2 separate regions of the Homo sapiens genome follow, and region 2 is linked to region 1. Evidence: read pairs that join two places in POLR2A ChIA-PET (ENCODE). Cell type or tissue: MCF 10A. All regions are shown on one strand. Links, peaks and the distances in the headings refer to the core of each region. The heading gives the core; the rest is flanking DNA.

The links. ChIA-PET counts read pairs that join two places held together with the same protein. Peaks named below come from ENCODE experiments on the same cell type or tissue, not always from the same donor. Only the 100,000 strongest peaks of a DNase experiment are listed, where the experiment ranks them.
Region 2: POLR2A ChIA-PET joins it to region 1 with 5 read pairs; 5 of 35 experiments call an interaction of 5 or more read pairs at or near these places.

Annotation. Positions count from the first base shown.
Region 1 is chr6:155,059,192-155,067,525 of GRCh38, forward strand. All of the region lies in intron 1 of TIAM2 (TIAM Rac1 associated GEF 2), which reads left to right. Among named protein-coding and RNA genes, the nearest start is that of TIAM2, 68 kb to the left of the region's middle. In MCF 10A, for the core only: no CTCF peak of the experiment used is centred there; a DNase peak (open chromatin) is centred at 4,000.
Region 2 is chr6:155,118,690-155,127,023 of GRCh38, forward strand. All of the region lies in intron 2 of TIAM2 (TIAM Rac1 associated GEF 2), which reads left to right. Among named protein-coding and RNA genes, the nearest start is that of TIAM2, 130 kb to the left of the region's middle. RefSeq lists enhancers at 272-1,053, 1,054-1,836, 8,291-8,334. In MCF 10A, for the core only: no CTCF peak of the experiment used is centred there; no DNase peak of the experiment used is centred there.

The DNA.
Region 1 (8,334 bases), core at 131-8,130:
TCCTGTGACCATTTCTTGTTTCTTCTTTGTCTTTCATGACCTTGACACTTTTGATGATTAATGATCGGGAATTTAGTGGAATGTCCCTTTCTGTGTGTGTGTCTGTGTGTGTGTGTGTGTGTGTGTGTGTGTGTGCGCGTGTATGTTTTTGAGACAGAGTCTCACTCTGTTGCCCAGGCTGGAGTGCAGTGGCACGATCTCATCTGACTGGGACCTCCGCCTCCCAGGTTCAAGCGATTCTCCTGCCTCAGCCTCCCAAGTTGCTGGGATTACAGGTGCCACCACAGCCAGCAAATTTTTTTTTAGCCGAGATCGGGTTTCGCCATGTTGGCCAGGGTAATCTTGAACTCCTGACCTCAGGTGATCCACCCAGCCCGGCCTCCCAAAGTGTTGGGATTACAGATGAGAGCCACCACACCCAGCCTCTATTTGTGTTTGATGTTTTATCAGATTAAATTAAGGTTATGGATTTTGGACAGAATATCATAAAGGTGATAAGCCCCTCTCCTTGCACATGGTAGGGGCACATGATATTAACACGACTTACTACTGGTGACATTAACCTTGATCAGTTGGTTAGTGTGGTGTCAGCCTGCTTGGTGTCAGCCATAGTCAAGTCACTATTTTTTGTTTTCTCTATTCATTAGAAGCAAGTTACCAAGTCCAGCTCACACTCAAGTGGAGAGTATTTAGCTCCAAATTCTGGAGGGAGCAGTGTGAAATAATTTGTGGTCATATCTGAAAACTAACATAGTGTTCAGCAGATTTTGGGAGACATACAGATATACTGCATTGTAAATATCTTGTTTCTCCTTAAAGTTTCACCCGCTGCCTACTACCTTTATTATTCATTAGACTGCGGCAATTATGGCTGTGCTGTTTTAATGATGACTTTCTCTTTCCTCCATTCCTTCTATTAATACATTTAATAGGCTGGGTGCGGTGCTTACGCCTGTAATCCCAGCACTTTGGGAGGCCGAGGTGGGCAAATCACCTGAGGTTGGGAGTTCGAGACCAGCCTGACCAACGTGGAGAAACCCCGTCTCTACTAAAAATACAAAATTAGCGGGCGTGGTGGCACGTGCCTGTAATTCCAGCTACTCAGGAGGCTGAGGCAGGAGAATTGCCTGAATCTGGGAGGCAGAGTTTGCGGTGAGCCGAGATCACGCCATTGCACTCCAGTCTAGGCAACAAGAGCGAAACTCCGTCTCAAAAAACAAACAAATAAAAAACCATTTAATAATTGGAATTCTTTTGCCATAAAGATTGTTTCTTCTCCCTCAATTACTTTTTTATTCAGCTATTTACTTATATAAGTATGGAGTCATAGCCATTATTTTATTCTTTGAGTTAGAACTCAATACTATCATTATTATGTTGCTCCAGTTACTCCAGCTTTGGTGATTGAAAGCCCTTTTGGGGAGCTAGGTGCAGTGGCTCATGCCTGTAATCCCCGTACTTTGGGAGGCCGAGGTGGGTGGATCACATGAGGTCAGGAGTTCGAGACCAGCCTGACCAACATGGTGAAACCCTGTCTCTACTAAAAATACAAAATTAGCTGGGTGTGGTGGCGCATGCCTGTTACCCCAGCTACTTGGGAGGCTGAGGCAGGAGAATCACTTGATCCCAGGAGGAGGAGGTTGCAGTGAGCCGAGATCGTGCCATTGCGCTCCAGCATGGGCGACAAGAGCAAAACTGTCTCAAAAACCAAACCAAACCAAAACAAAATCCCACAAAAGCACTTTTGGGCTAGCTCTTGTGTTCTTTTAGTGTCCTGGTACTACAGGTACCTGGTTCATCTTCAATTTTCTCTATTCCAGTTCCAGAATCAGCCATTTCTCCAAGGAGCCCTGGTTCCTTTCACTGGAGAATGATATTTAGAAACCAAGTTCTGGGTGCCAGGTGTGCCCGTTGCTATTGGAGTGTTACTACGTCTTCTAGGCCCTCTCAATGAATAGAGCTAGGAAGTTTTTGTATGCATACTAATCCATGTGTACACACATTTATATCTGTGTGTCTATCTCTCAATCAAAATAAACATGTTCATAATGATATCACTGACTAGACTTTATATTTCTGTATCTATCTGTACATATATATATTAAACATGAGTTCATACTGCTATCTCTAAATACACACATGTATCTCTAGATACACACATGTATCTGTATTTTTTGTATCCATTTACCTATATATATATTAAAACCAATATGAGCTTCTACTTACATCTGCAACTTGAATCCAGTACCAGAGTTAGTTTAGCCTTCCCGCTTTTCGTATTTATAACTTCTTTTTCTGACAGTGAAAATCTTGAGTCGCGTTGTTTACGATTTATTATAAATGTGCTCATCCCTACTATACATGTAAAGCAGCTTTGGAATTTCCAGCTTGTACCTCTGATGCAATAAATTTACCGTCTACAGGGCAGTGTTTGTGTAGTTTGTGTTTTTTCATTTTTAGCTTACAGTGTCCAGTCTGAATAGTGGGTTCCAGAGTTATTTAGATCAGCTCCTTTTCCCTACCTACTGTAGTGAAGTTGTGTCATATATTTCCAGCGAAGTTACTTGCCATGCTGACAGTTTGCGTTCTATCCTGAGGGTCCCTGACATCCCAGAGAGTCTAGGATTGATTTTTTAAAAAAATTTGTATGACAGTTTAATTCACTTTTTGTGGTGTACAGTTTTATGGGTTTTTCACAAATGCATGGAGTCGTATAGCCACCACCACAGTGCTGTACTGAACAGTTCTATCCTTCAAAAAATTCCTTTGTGTAGTTCCCTCACTGATTTTTGTCCCTAGAATTGTGTCTTTTCTGGAGTGTCTCTTAAATGGAGTTATAAAGTATGTAGCCTTTTTCTGGTCTGGCTTACCCTCGCCACCGCCCCTGCATCTCGCCCCCCCACCGCCCCCGCGCACCACCCCCCACTTAGGAAAAGGGATTGAAGATTTATCTGGGTTACTGGGTGAATCAGTAGACTGCTCTTTTTCATTGCTGAATAGTATTCCATTGTATGTATGCAGTCACTCTTTGTTAACCATTTGATCGCTGAAGATCATTTTGGTTGCTTCCAATTTTTGGCAACTATGAATAAAGCTGCTATAAACAATTGTGTGCAGGTTTTTGCACAAGTATAATCTTTTTAATTCACTTGGGTAAATACCTAGGAGTAGAATTGTTAGGTTGTATGGTAGGAGTATGTTTTAGCTTTATAAGACACTGCTAAACTGTTTTCCAAAGTGACTGTATTATTTTGTATTCACATCTGTTGCTCCATATCCTCACCAGCTTTTGGAGTTACCAGTTTATTTTATTTTATTATTTTTGTTTTATCATTCTAGTAAGTGTATAGTAATATCTCCTAGTGGTTTCTTTTTTTTCTTTTCTTTTTCTTTTCTTTTTTTTTGAGACGGAGTCTTGCTCTTGTTGCCCAGGCTAGAGTGCAATGGCGTGATCTCGGCCCACTGCAACCTCCTACACCTGAGTTCATGCGATTCTCCTGCCTCAGCCTCCCGAGTAGTTGGGATTACAGGTACCCACCATGCCCAGCTAATTTTGTGTTTTTAGTTGAGACGGGGTTTCACCATGTTGGTCAGGCTGGTCTTGAACTCCTGACTTCATGTGATCCACCCGCCTCAGCCTCCCAAAGTGCTGGGATTACAGGCGTGAGCCACCATGCCTGGCCTCTCCTTGTGGTTTTAATTTGCATTTCCTTAATGACTAATGACATTGAGCACCTTTTCATGTGCTTATTTGCCAACAGTATGTCTTCTCTGATGAAGTGTCTGTTCAGATCTTTTGCCAATTAAAAAACTGGGTTGTTGGTTTTCTTATTGTTGAGGTTTAACAACTATTCTTTACATATGTTTTGGGAATAAGTTCTTTATTGGATATGCGATTTGCAGATATTTTCTCCTAGTATGTGACTTGTCATTTTTTTTTTAAGAAAATAACTGGTTCAGATTTAGTGGCAAGGCAACATGATTTCACAAACAGGGTAGTGAGTCAAGACTTAGAAATGCAGTAACAAGATCTCTGCAACAAAGTTTAAATGATACTTTAAATACTTTATTTTTTTCCACAATCAACTAAAAAGCAGTGTTTTAGCAGTTGATCATATTGTGGTAGACCTCTTCCCTGTGTGTACACCACAGCTTTCATGCAATCCCAGGGATGGAGAGTACATGTTGTGCGTGTGTGGGTATGTGTGTCCATGTAAATATGAACACGTACAATTATGTGTGTATATTTCCTGCAGTATAGCTTTATCTGGGTGATAGTTACATGAGTATATACACATTTGTAAAAAGTTGGCCAGGCATGGTGGCTCATGTCTGTAATCCCAGCACTTTGGAAGGCCGAGGTGGGCGGATCACAAGGTCAAGAGGTCAAGACCATCCTGGCCAACATGGTGAAACCCCGTCTCTACTAAAAATACAAAAATTAGCTGGGCGTGGTGGTACATGCCTGCTGTCCCAGCAATTTGGGAGGCTGAGGCAGGAGAATCTCTTGAACCCAGGAGGTGGAGGTTTAAGTGAGCCAAGATTGCATCACTGTACTCCAGTCTGGGCAACAGAGTGAGACTCTGTCTCAAAAAAAAAAAAAAAAAAAAAGTTATGGAACTGTTAAGACTTGTGCACTTTATCCCATGTATATTATAACTGAATTAAAAAATAAACAATGTGCATGTGGATGTAAGATAGTGAAGCTCAATAATAGCCTTGGATTAAAAAAAAGAAGAAAGCAGAAATTATGTAGCATGAAAGGATGGATAGATGTAGCCAAATATTTATATGGAGTCCCGTATGACTATCCCATGGAAGACCATGGGGAAGCTTAGGACAGAGGATAGACCAGCATATGCATCATATGTAAAGGCTAGATGTCTTACAGCTTTGAAAACTGATAGTTTTCTCTTGATAATTTTGAATGATTAAGTTGATATAGAGTTTTATTGACAATCTACACATTTACCTGTAAATTCCTACTTGGCTTCTTTTTACCCTTTGCTGATTTGTTGATTACCTACCAGATTTCCTATGCCAGTGTAGGAATTTGGATGTTGTTGGTGAGCATTAGAATAAAATAATACAGTATCTTATATTTAAGAACTAAACATGAAACTTGGAGCCTAGCTTTTACAGCTCTAGAACATGAAAAATGACATCACTCAAAGAAAAGCACACAATCTCATAAACGTGGCTAAAAAATCAAAACGCTGGTGTATCTGGGTTTATGTATCCAGCTTGCCTATGCCTTAATTGTGAATTGTGAATATAGTTTGAGCTGGAATTTGGCCTTCCCAGAACTTTTTGGTTTGGCCCAGAAGCATGAGAAGTGTGAGAGCCACCCGGCACCACAGGAGGTGTCTTGCTCTGGGATTTTATGGCTGTGGCAGAGACTTGGTTTCTCAATGAGGGCAAAATGCTTTTGAGTAATTCCAGGTGGAGGGTTGACAAGGTTGGAACTTTAAAGCTGGATTACATAATTATGCTCCATGGCTTGTTTGACTAATAACTTGTGTGCATGCATATTGAAAAGAACAAGGCATCCTTCTTTCAGGCCGCATATTTATTCCCAGCTCTAGTTACTGCTGCATTGAGGACAAACATCTCATCTCTCTCCCTTTCCCTTCCCTCCTCATCGCCTGTAGTTTTCTCCCCACTCCTTTTGTCCACCCTTTTCCCTTCCTTTCTCCCCTCCTCTCTCCTCTCCTCTTCCCCAGAGGAGGATATCGGCAAAATTAAGTTTGTTCCTATATACAGTATTTTTTGTTGTCATTGTTGAGATAGTCTTGCTTTTGTCTCCCAGGCTGGAGTGCAGTGGTGCAATCTCAGCTCACTGCAACCTCCACCTCCCGGTTTCAAGGTTCTCCTGCCTCAGCTTCCTGAGTAGCTGGGACTACAGGCACCCGACACCACGCCCGGCTGATTTTTGTACTCTTAGTAGAGATGGGGTTTCACCGTGTTGGCCAGGCTGGTCTCAAACTGCTAACCTCGGGTGATCTGCCCACCTCGGCCTCCCAAAGTGCTGGGATTACAGGCGTGAGCCACCATACCCGGCCATATATACAGTGTGAAACCATTGATTTCTAGTTGTGCTTATATTTAAGTAATGCAAATTTAACTAAAAATAATCCTGTGGAAGTCATCGTGCATTTCCTTTCTTCCTGCCCCATGTGATCATTTTATTTCTAAAAGAAAAATAACTGTTTTTCTTAATACAAAAGGATAACTTCCTTTTTGTAATTTCAACTGTGTTTTTTTTTAGATACAAGGATTTCAAGTTTTAAAAAATATGATTTTAGGTCCAGCGCAGTGGCTCATGCCTGTAATCCCAGCACTTTGGGAGGCGGAGGTGGGTGGATTGCCTGAGCTCAGGAGTTCGAGACCAGCCTGGCCAACGTGGCAAAACCCCGTCTCTACTAAAAATACGAAAATTAGCCAGGTGTGGTGGTGACTGTAGTGCCAGCTCCATGGGAGGCTGAGGCATGAGCCTAAACCTGGGAAGTGGAGGTTGCAGTGAGCCCAGAGTGCGCCACTGCACTCCAGCTTGGGCAACAGAATAAGACTGTCTCTCCCCACCAAAAAAGTGATTTTACATGTGAATAAAAATAATGACAGTGCACAAGAGAAACTGCTCCTTTTCAGCATGGTGTCCCTGGTTGGAAATCTGGGCAGGAGCACTGTTCAAGCCTGCTGGGAAGCCGGTTGTGCTGCTGATTTCTGTTAGTAACTCCCAAGTTGTATGCTGATCCAGTATTAGTATTTGGAGGTATTTGGAGGTATAAAGGTATTTGATGCATACCTGAAGGGCCTGCTTTTGTTTGTTAGAATGAGTAGCATTTAACTTTTGAAACTCTAACTCCACTCTGAAGCCTTCCCGGAAAAATGGGCTGTTTCTCCGCCAGCTAAATTGGTCCTGGGCCTTCTCCACTGAGACGGCCGCTCTTGTCCCCTTCTCAATTTTCCTGTTCCCAAAGGGCCTTTGGCCTCCCAAAGGGCTGGGATTACAGGCATGAGCCACCGTGCCTGGCCCAGACATTTCTTTTTGAAGCCTCCACTTCCATCTCCACTTTCAGCCTCACAATGAAGACTCTTCACCATTTCTAATTTTGCTCATCTCTGTCAGGCTCTTGTGTATTTACATTTTGTTTCCTTGTTCATTGTTTACATCACATTACATGTGAGTCTGTGAAGTCCTGGAGCGTGGACAGACACACATCTGTGTGGTTCTGCCTGTACCGTGTCACCGCTGGGAAGAGTTGCTTCTAGCATGTGGAGGTTATGTGTGTTCGTACAAACTTTCAGAGGGGCCAGCCGGAAGCCGCTTTTGGTGGATGGACTTCAACAATTTTATGGTCTTTCTGCATCATATTTCTGGTGTGTCTTTCCTGTTTGGCTCTGATTTTCCTTTAGTTTTCATCCTTAGAACTGGGAAGCAAGCCCAGATTTTAACAACAAACTTAAAATTCTTTTGGTGTGTGTATATATATAATTTTTTTGGCATACCTTCCTGATAGCTAACTGCTATGTTGAAGGAAAGATTTGTTGATTACAAGTTTGTTTGTTTGTTTGTTTTTTTGAGACTGAGTCTCGCTCTGTCGCCCAGGCTGGAGTGCAGTGGTGCGATCTTGGCTCACTGCAACCTCTGCCTCCCAGGTTCAAGCGATTCTCCTGCCTCAGCCTCCTGAATAGCTGGGATTACAGGCACCTACCATCACGCCTGGCTAATTTTTTGTATTTTTAATAGAGACAGGGTTTTGCTATATTAGCCAGACTGGTCTCAAACTCCTGACCTCTAGTGATCTGCCCGCTTCGGTCTTCCAGAGAGCTGAGACGATGACAAGTTCTTTACAAATATTTCTATTTGCAGTCTTCCCAGCCTGCTGGATTTGCAGGGTTACATTAAAGACCTTGAAGAGGGTCTTTGTGGTACAGCCGCAGGATCGTAGGACCCCAGACTCAGCAGGATCCTGAAGACCCAGTCTGGCTGTGGGGGAGCTCATTCTGGGATGGCACAGAGCATATTAGTTTTCTTTTCATTGGTGGGCTGTGGAGGGGAAGCTTTTGTGACTGTCCCTCCTACCTAGAACCTTTCTCACCCCAAGCGTCCTCTCTCTCCACCCAACTCCCATAATATGTTGGTTATACTTAAGTTACCACCTTCAGCCTTTTATTAGAGTCGGAACTCACATGTCTGCTGAGGGCTCCTTCTCCTTTGATATTTAAATAAAATTGACTTGAGCTCTCTGTCCCTGTCTCTGGAAGAGGTCCATGTCTCCAAGAAATCTGGAAAGTTCCCACAGGGAGATGCATGTTCTTATATTCAGCTCT
Region 2 (8,334 bases), core at 275-8,274, 60 kb after region 1:
CTCTCAGTGTGTTGCGATTACAGGCGTGAGCCACCGCGCACGGCCTTCTCTTTCCTTTCTTCATCTAATGGAATCCTACTCATCCTCCAAGACCCACTTGTTGGGTTATCTTCCTTATTGGGTTGTTCCTAACTTTCCTACCAAGAAGTTGAATGTCCAGTGAATGTGTGTGCTTTTTTTTTTAATTTGTGCAGTGCAAAAGGATGAAGCCCATGGACCTAATCTGTGGTGTCCAGATTGCACATTAATGATGGGCCATCTTTAAAAAAAAAAAAAATCTTGTACTTACTGTCTGTATCTGAAGTGTTTGCCTTGGACAATGACTTCCCTTCCCTTCCATTCCTTTCCCTTTCTTTTTTTTTTTTGACGGAGTCTTGCTCTGTTGCTCAGGCTGGAGTGCAGTGGCGCGATCTCGGCTCACTACAACCTCCGCCTCCTGGGTTTAAGAGATTCTCCTGCTCCAGCCTCCCGAGTAGCTGGGATTACAGGTGCCTGCCACCACGCCCGGCTAATTTTTGTATTTTTAGTAGAGACAGGGTTTCACTGTGTTGGCCAGGCTGGTCTCAGACTCCTGACTTCATGTGATCCACCAGCCTCGGCCTCCCAAAGTCCTGGGATTACAGGCGTGAGCCACTGCACCTGGCCCTGACTCTTCTTTTCTTTTTTTTTTGAGTGAGAATCTCTTCTTCACTCAGGCTGGAGCGCAGTGATGCAATCTCCACTCACTGTAACCTCTGCCTCCCAGGTTCAAGTGATTCTCATGCCTCAGCCTCTCGAATAGCTGGGATTACAGGCATGAGCCACTGTGACCGGCTAATTTTTGTATTTTTGGTAGAGATGGGTATCACCATGTTGGCCAGGCTGGTCTCAAACTCCTGTCCTCAAGTGATCTGCCTGCCTTGGCCTTCCAAAATGTTGGGATTACAGGCGTGAGCCACCACGTCCAGCCAACAATGACTTTTCGAATGTTTTGGGACTCGTCGGAGCTTGGCTCTCCTTGGATTTTCTTAGAGTGGATGTACCATTCTGGCAAAACTACCTCTTGTGGTTTTATAAGTCAGTTTTTAAAACATTTCTTTTTTAATCGTGACTCAAGAAGACATAATTTTACTTCACAACCCAGTATATGGACAAACACACAAGCACACACAAGAATTTAGTTTCATGAAACAAATTTTACTCTTACTGGGATTCACTCGTCTATTTTCCGTTCTGCTAGTCTCTCTTCTGCTCTATTTTGTTCTCTTGTATTCATTTAAAAATACTGGTATCAATTCATCGAATGGATTTCATAACCCAACAATGGGCCACGACCCACGGCTTGATCAGCCTTCTGTAAGCCATGCTGCAGATGTTGGGATGTTTTCTAAAACAGGTGTGAGTGTGGAGATCCTCCTTGTGATAAATTGACTTACTAAGGTGATGAACTGGACAAAAAGCTGAGCTATTGTCTCTGTGGAATTTATGACTTTCCCGCTTGTTGAATACCAGCCATGCTTGTCAGCGGAGATCCTGCTCGGAGGGCATTCCTTGCCGCAGATGGGTCTATCCATTCATCTGTTAATATGCATTTGGAAGGAGTCCCGCTGAATTCAAAGACGACCAGTGAGGCCCAACAATGAAAGCTTAGCTTCTGAGGCCCTTCACAGCAGCTTGCTTTCTGCTCACTTTTTTTGTAAGGATTACTCTTCCTAAGCATTATTCCTATGGGGACCAGATGTTCCTTTTGCCTGCCTCTTTATATAAATTGGGTTCAAGTCTTCTTGTGATTAGAAATGAGCTCCTTCAAGTCTTGGTATTCAATTCATGCATTCTGAGTGTAGTTCATTGACTCAGGATGAGAGAAACAGATTCTGGCAGTATTTACAGAGTTTATTAGTAAGTTTGGATCCCTGGTAGAGGTGAATGCTTTTGTTTTAGATTTTTAGGCACATTTGTCCTGAGTTTTAATATTTTCAGTGATAGAGACAATAATAAAACTTCAGGGCAGGATTTCTCAGCTTTGGAACTACTGACATATTAGGCCAGATAATTAATTATTTGTTGTGGCGAACTGTCCTGTATGTTGTACGGGGTTCAGTAGTATCCCCCTAGCCTTAACCCACTAGGTGACAGTAGCAGACCCCAGTTGTGACAACCAAAAATATTCCCAGACATGCCAAATGTCCCTTGGGGGACAAAATCACTGTAGTTGAGAATGACTGCTTTAAGGTTGTACCAGTTCAATGCGCATTCAGGTTATTTTCTTACATTTCCTAACGTGAGTTATCTACTAATGAGAGTGTATGGCTTGTGTCACTGGTTTTCTTTACATTTGATAGACTGCTTGCAAATTAGGTAGTTTTATATGCTGTAATAATTTGGAGGAATTGATCAAAATGAAATGCTAAAACCTAGAAGATTCTAAATTTATCTATATATAATATTTAATTTAATAATAGATAATGAAAGATCTGAAATGACAGTTTTAATAAGATCTAATATCATAATATACAAAATCAGACTTAAAGCTAAAATTTAATAATACTTTGTGTTGCATTATTGAATAATGAGTAGGTAATGACAGACCTGAAACAGCAGTTATTATGAGATCTGATATCATAACATACAAAATTAGACTTATAACTACAAATTAATAATAGTACTCTGTTGCATTTCCCAGTATTTTAGATGGTTTCACATATGTTTCCACACTTGATTCTCAGTCTGTGAGGTAGTAGTGCAGATATTTTTATCCTCAAGTTGCAAATGAGGAAAAAGAAATTCAGAAAGCTTGAGCAGTTTGCCCAAAGTCTCACATGCTGTTTGAGAGACAGAAGCAGGGCTTAACCCGAGTTCGCTGACACAAACCAGACTAGAATTTACGGAGACTCCTCTCCTTAGTGGTTAAAGCTGTCCCCGACCCTCCCCAAATAAAGAAAACCAAGTAGATATTGCTATGGTTAATGATGGCTAGCCCTTTTGTTATCTGGCTCTTGTCACTATCTGAAGTATTTGCCTGGGACTAGGATGAGGGTCCTAGTTTAGTATAAGAATCTCTCTGGAGCGACGTGAAGCCTGTTGGTATCTCCTGGTAGTAGCACTTGCGCTTCCTCTCACGGTCTTGGCCAGCTGTAGATCTCCTTTTTTGCAGTGGCTCCGTTCTGTTTGCTGTCCCCGATCCAGCCCCCGCCCTCCTCGCAGGCCTCTGCTCAGCACCATCTGCCCACCCGGAGGGTTTCCTCCTATTCCCCTTCAGTTGCTCCATCTGGGCAGCCAGCTCAGGGCCTCAGTCCAGAGACAAAGCAGAGGCAGACGATTCTAGTTTTCTTTGCTGTAAATGCCACACTACATGGAACTAGAGAATTTGGGAATCTGACTCATCCAATCAAGCCCAGGCTAAAGGCAAATGAAGAAAAGGTAAATCTCGAATTTCCTCCTGAAAGCTGTTTTTCCCCGGGACTCAGTAGATGACAGTGGCTGTTGGGATTGTGATGGCATACTTAGGACATTCCTCCACATTGCTGCACGCTTCTGGAGTGGTTACTGATCACACTTTTAAGAAAGAAAAACTTCCACTCTTGGTAATTTTAGCTTAAAAAGCTACAGAGCATACTCATGTGAATGGGGACTGGGAGGGAATGCAGAATGGAAGGTAGGATTTTGGGGATTGGGAGGGAATGGAGAATGGAAGGTAGGATTTTGGGGATTGGGAGGGAATGCAGAATGGAAGGTAGGATTTTGGGGATTAGGAGGGAATGGAGAATGGAAGGCAGGATTTTGGGGATTGGGAAGGAATGGAGAATGGAAGGTAGGATTTTGGGGATTGGGAGGGAATGGAGAATGGATGGTAGGATTTTTTTTTTTTGTTCTAGGTCCATGTCATTGTGATAAGTTTTTTAAAATTCCAATATTTATTATAATTGTCCCGTAAATAAAAAATAATTATAAAAAAGTTTGTACACAGCATAAAATGTTTGCTAACTATACACATTCTTGGTGCCACATTATTCCAGAGTGACTTCACTTAAATTACGTCTCTACCAGCCCTGGGCCTCGCCACACGTTATTATACTTCATATCTCTTCCTGCAGGTTAGAAAACCTTCACAGGGGTTGCTGCGGGTGACTGTACGTATACATACTTTTGCTATTTGTAAACACCAGGCCCTTTTAAAGTACTTTTTTTTTTTTTTGAAGAGTTTACATGAATGAAATCTGTTGTTTTTTAAATTTTTTTCAGCCCCCTTTCTATTAACTAAAATAGTTTTTAAACTTGAATATCATAAAATTCCTTTAGTAAAGGAGTCAGGGGGCCAGAGGTTACTGAACATTTGCCTTAAATATTCCCTTGCTTCCAGACAAAAATCATAGCTGAAGCATGACAGAAAAATATCTGTTCAATTTGTCAAATTCCTCAGGGACAATAATTACTTAGCTTCCCTCAGGGAGTATCCTTCCTGTCAATAAATTTCTCATAAATATTGGATAAATTCTTCCTCCTACTGTTTAAGGCTGTTTTTTTTTTTCTTCCCTGCCAGGATTGACCCAACATTGCACATTTGGTCAGCATTATGCATATGTGAAAATGCACTTTGTTCTATATTTCTGTCACTCCCTGTTTGCTTTTCTCTATCTTAATTATGGAAATGTATCCTCGTGAGTTGATATACCAGTCTTTCTGTCATACCCAGTAAGGAGGATTCCCGCCCTTGGTCTGGGGTCCGCATCAACTGTGTAGCACATGAATTGCTGTCATTTGGTCCCACAGGTGTCTATTGAGTGCTTATATGAGCCTCCAGGTGCTAGGCCTTGAGTGCACAGCATCCAGTAGAGGATGGGGGTCTCCTGTGTTTTTAGAAATATCCCATGAAATAAAAAAATTAAGCTATTTAATTGCAAAAGTAGTAAGATGAGCTTAGGTTCTAACCTGCCGCTGGGGCAGAAACTTCCACCTGGGAGTGATTCTGCGGCTTTGAATTCTGGCCTCTTTGTGTGTCTGTGAGTGGCTGACACAGTCGGCCACTCAATCGCAGTTTTGTCCGCTGGTTTTGGCGAGCTCAGGGCCTGTGCTGTGTGTGCTGCAGCTCGGGAGGGCTGACAAAGAGAGGTGGTTGAGGAGTGAGCGGCCGGGAGCCTTTCGCCTCCAGTGTCTTCGCTGGACCTTGGTCTTTACAAAAGGAAACAAATGAAGGCTCACTCTGATCCACTCACTGTGACAGTCTGAGTGGCAGCAGCCAGGAGCTTCTCTGGCCATTTGTAGTTCCCTCAGTTAAAAAATGAAAGGGTAGCTAAGGTTCAACAGCTCAGGCTTTGAACTTTATTTATTTGTTTATTTATTATTATCATCATCATTTTTGAGACAGAGTTGACAGTCTTGCTGCGTCTGTCACCCAGGCTGGAGTCCAGTGGCTTGATCTCAGCTCACTGCAACCTCTGCCTCCCGATTCAAGCAATTCTCCCACCTCAGCCTCCCAAGTAGCTGGGATTACAGGTGTGTGCCCTCACACTCAGCTAATTTTTTTGTAGTTTTAGTAGAGATGGAGTTTCACCATTTTGGCCAGGCTGGTCTTGACCTCCTGGGCTTAAGTGCTCCATCTGCCTCGGATTCCCAAAGTGCTGGGATTACAGGCTTGAGCCACCATGCCCAGCCAGGTTTTGAACTTTTTTTTTCTCTTTTGAGACTGAGTTTCGCTCTTGTTGCCCAGGCTGGAGTGCAACGGCACAATCTCGGCTCACCGCAACCTCTGCCTCTGGCGTTTAAGTGATTCTCTTGCCTCAGCCTCCTGAGTAGCTGGGATTACAGGCATGCACCACCATGCCTGGCTAATTTTATAGTTTTAGTAGAGACGGGGTTTCTCCATGTTGATCAGGCTGGTCTCGAACTCCCGACCTCAGGTGATCTGCCCTGCCTTGGCCTCCCAAAGTGCTGGGATTACAGGCATGAGCCACCACACCCAGCTGGTTTTGGACTTTTAAAAGGTGGGGTTCTTGTGGTCCAGCCCCATGTGTGAGATGGGGCCAGGTTCTAGTGGCAAGTCTAGCAGTTGCTATCCCCTTTTTAGACGTGTGACACAGCTGCCTACTAAAAGGTAGGGTGCCGGCAGTATAGCAGCCACCTTCTCAGTCCTCATTAATTAGAGGCTGAGCTATTGGATTTCCTGCCAATGGCCAAGTGGAAAATCTATTTGACTTTTTTTTTTTTTTTTAATTTAAAATGTATCTGCGTGGATAGACTCAGGCAGGAGATTTGTCTTTGTCTTTGTTAGAGGAACCTAGCTCCAGTGTCTTGCTTCTCCTCCCACTAACTGTAACAGTCACCACTGAGGCCGGGTGTGGTGCCTCATGCTTGTAATCCCAGCACTTTGGGAGGCCGAGGCAGGTGGATCACCTGAGAGTTCGAGACCAGCCTGGCTAACATGGTGAAACCCCGTCTCTACTAAAAATACAAAAATTAGCTGGGTGTGGTGGCGGGCACTTGTAATCCCAGATGCTCAGGAAGCTGAGGCAGGGGAATCACTTGAACCCGGGAGGCACAGGTTGCAGTGAGTCGAGATTGTACCGCTGCACTCCAGCCTGGGTAACAGAGTGAGACTCTGTCTCAAAAAAAATAAAAGGTGCCATTGAACCCTCCTAAGAAGATATACAGTAGCCAATAAGCACATGAAAAAGATGGCTCAATATCACTTATCATTAGAGAAATGCAAATGAAACCCATAATGAGATACTGCTTATGTCCATTAGGATAACTGCTGTCGAAAAACAGAAAATAACAAGCATGGGTGAGGATGTGGAGGAATTGGAACTCTGCTGCACTGTTGGTGAGCATGTAAAATGGTGCAGCTGTTGCGGAAAACAGTATGGCGGTTCTGTAAAGAATTAAAAATAGGGCTGGGCGCGGTGGCTCACGCCTGTTATCCCAGCACTTTGGGAGGCTGAGGTGGGTGGATCACTTAAGGCCGGAAGTTCGAGACCAGCCTGGCCAACACGGTGAAGCCCTGTCTCTACTAAAATCAGAAAAATTATCTGGTGCAATGGTGCGCGCCTATAATCACAGCTACTTGAGAGGCTGAGGCAGGGGAGTCACTTGGACCTGGGAGGCGGAGGTTGCAGTGAGCCGAGATTGTGCCACTGCACTCCAGCCTGGACGACAGAGCAAGACTCTGTCTCCAAAAAAAGAGAGAAAAAAAAAAGAATTACAAATAGAATAACCTAAGTGGTGTGCTTATGACAATAAATAGTTTATTTTCTAAAAATAAAATAAAAATAGAATAACCTAATGCTATTGCATTTCCACTTCTGGGTATATATCATAAAGAATTGAAAGCAGGGTCTGGAAGAGCTAGTTAAACACCCATGGTCATAGCAGCATTATTCATAATAGCCAAGAGGTGGAAGCAACCCAAGTGTCTCTCCATGGGATGAATGAATAAACAAAATGTGGCATGCACATGTAATAGAATGCTATTCAGCCTTAACAAGGAAGGAAATTCTGACATCTGCTACCACGTGGATGAAACTTGAGGGCATTATACTAAGTGAAATAAGCCAGTTGCAAAAAGACAAATGCTTTCACTTATATGCGGTATCTAGAGTCCTCAAATTCATAGAGGCAGAAAGTAGAATGACAGTTGCCAGGGGCTGTGGGACCGGGGAATTGCTGTTTAATGGGTGCAGAGTTTCTGTTCTGCAAGATGGAAAGAGTTCTGAAGATGGATGTCGGTGACGGTTGTACAACAGTGTACTTACTGCTGCCCTGTACATTTAAAAATGGGTAAGATGGGCCAGGCGCGGTGGCTCACGCCTGTAATCCCCGCGCTTTGGGAGGCTGAGGTGAGCAGATCACCTGAGGTCGGGAGTTTGAGAACAGTCTGACCAACATGGAGAAACCCTGTCTCTACTAAAAATACAAAATTAGCTGGGCGTGGTGGTGCGTGCCTGTAATCCCAGTTACTCAGGAGGCTGAGGTAGGAGAATCGCTTGAACCCAGGAGGCGGAGGTTGCAGTGAGCCGAGATTGTGCCACTGCACTCCCGCCTGGGCAAGAAGAACAAAACTCTGTCTCAAATAAATAAATAAATAAATAAATGGTAAGATGGAAAATGTTATGTTATCCATGTTTGACCACAATTACAAATAAACTTTTTTTTTTTTTTTTAAAGGAACAAAAAGTCACTATTAAGGCCTCACCCCTCTGCTTCCCGTGTCTGTGGCTTCGTGTCCAGCAGTGAGCACGGCCAGAGGGGAGCCTCCCCATCTCAGCCAGTCCTCCTCCCTTTCAGAAGCCCTGCCTTATCCCTCAGAGGGGGACCTCTTGCCCCTGCTAACATGTGCTTGAGAAAGCTTTTAATCTCATT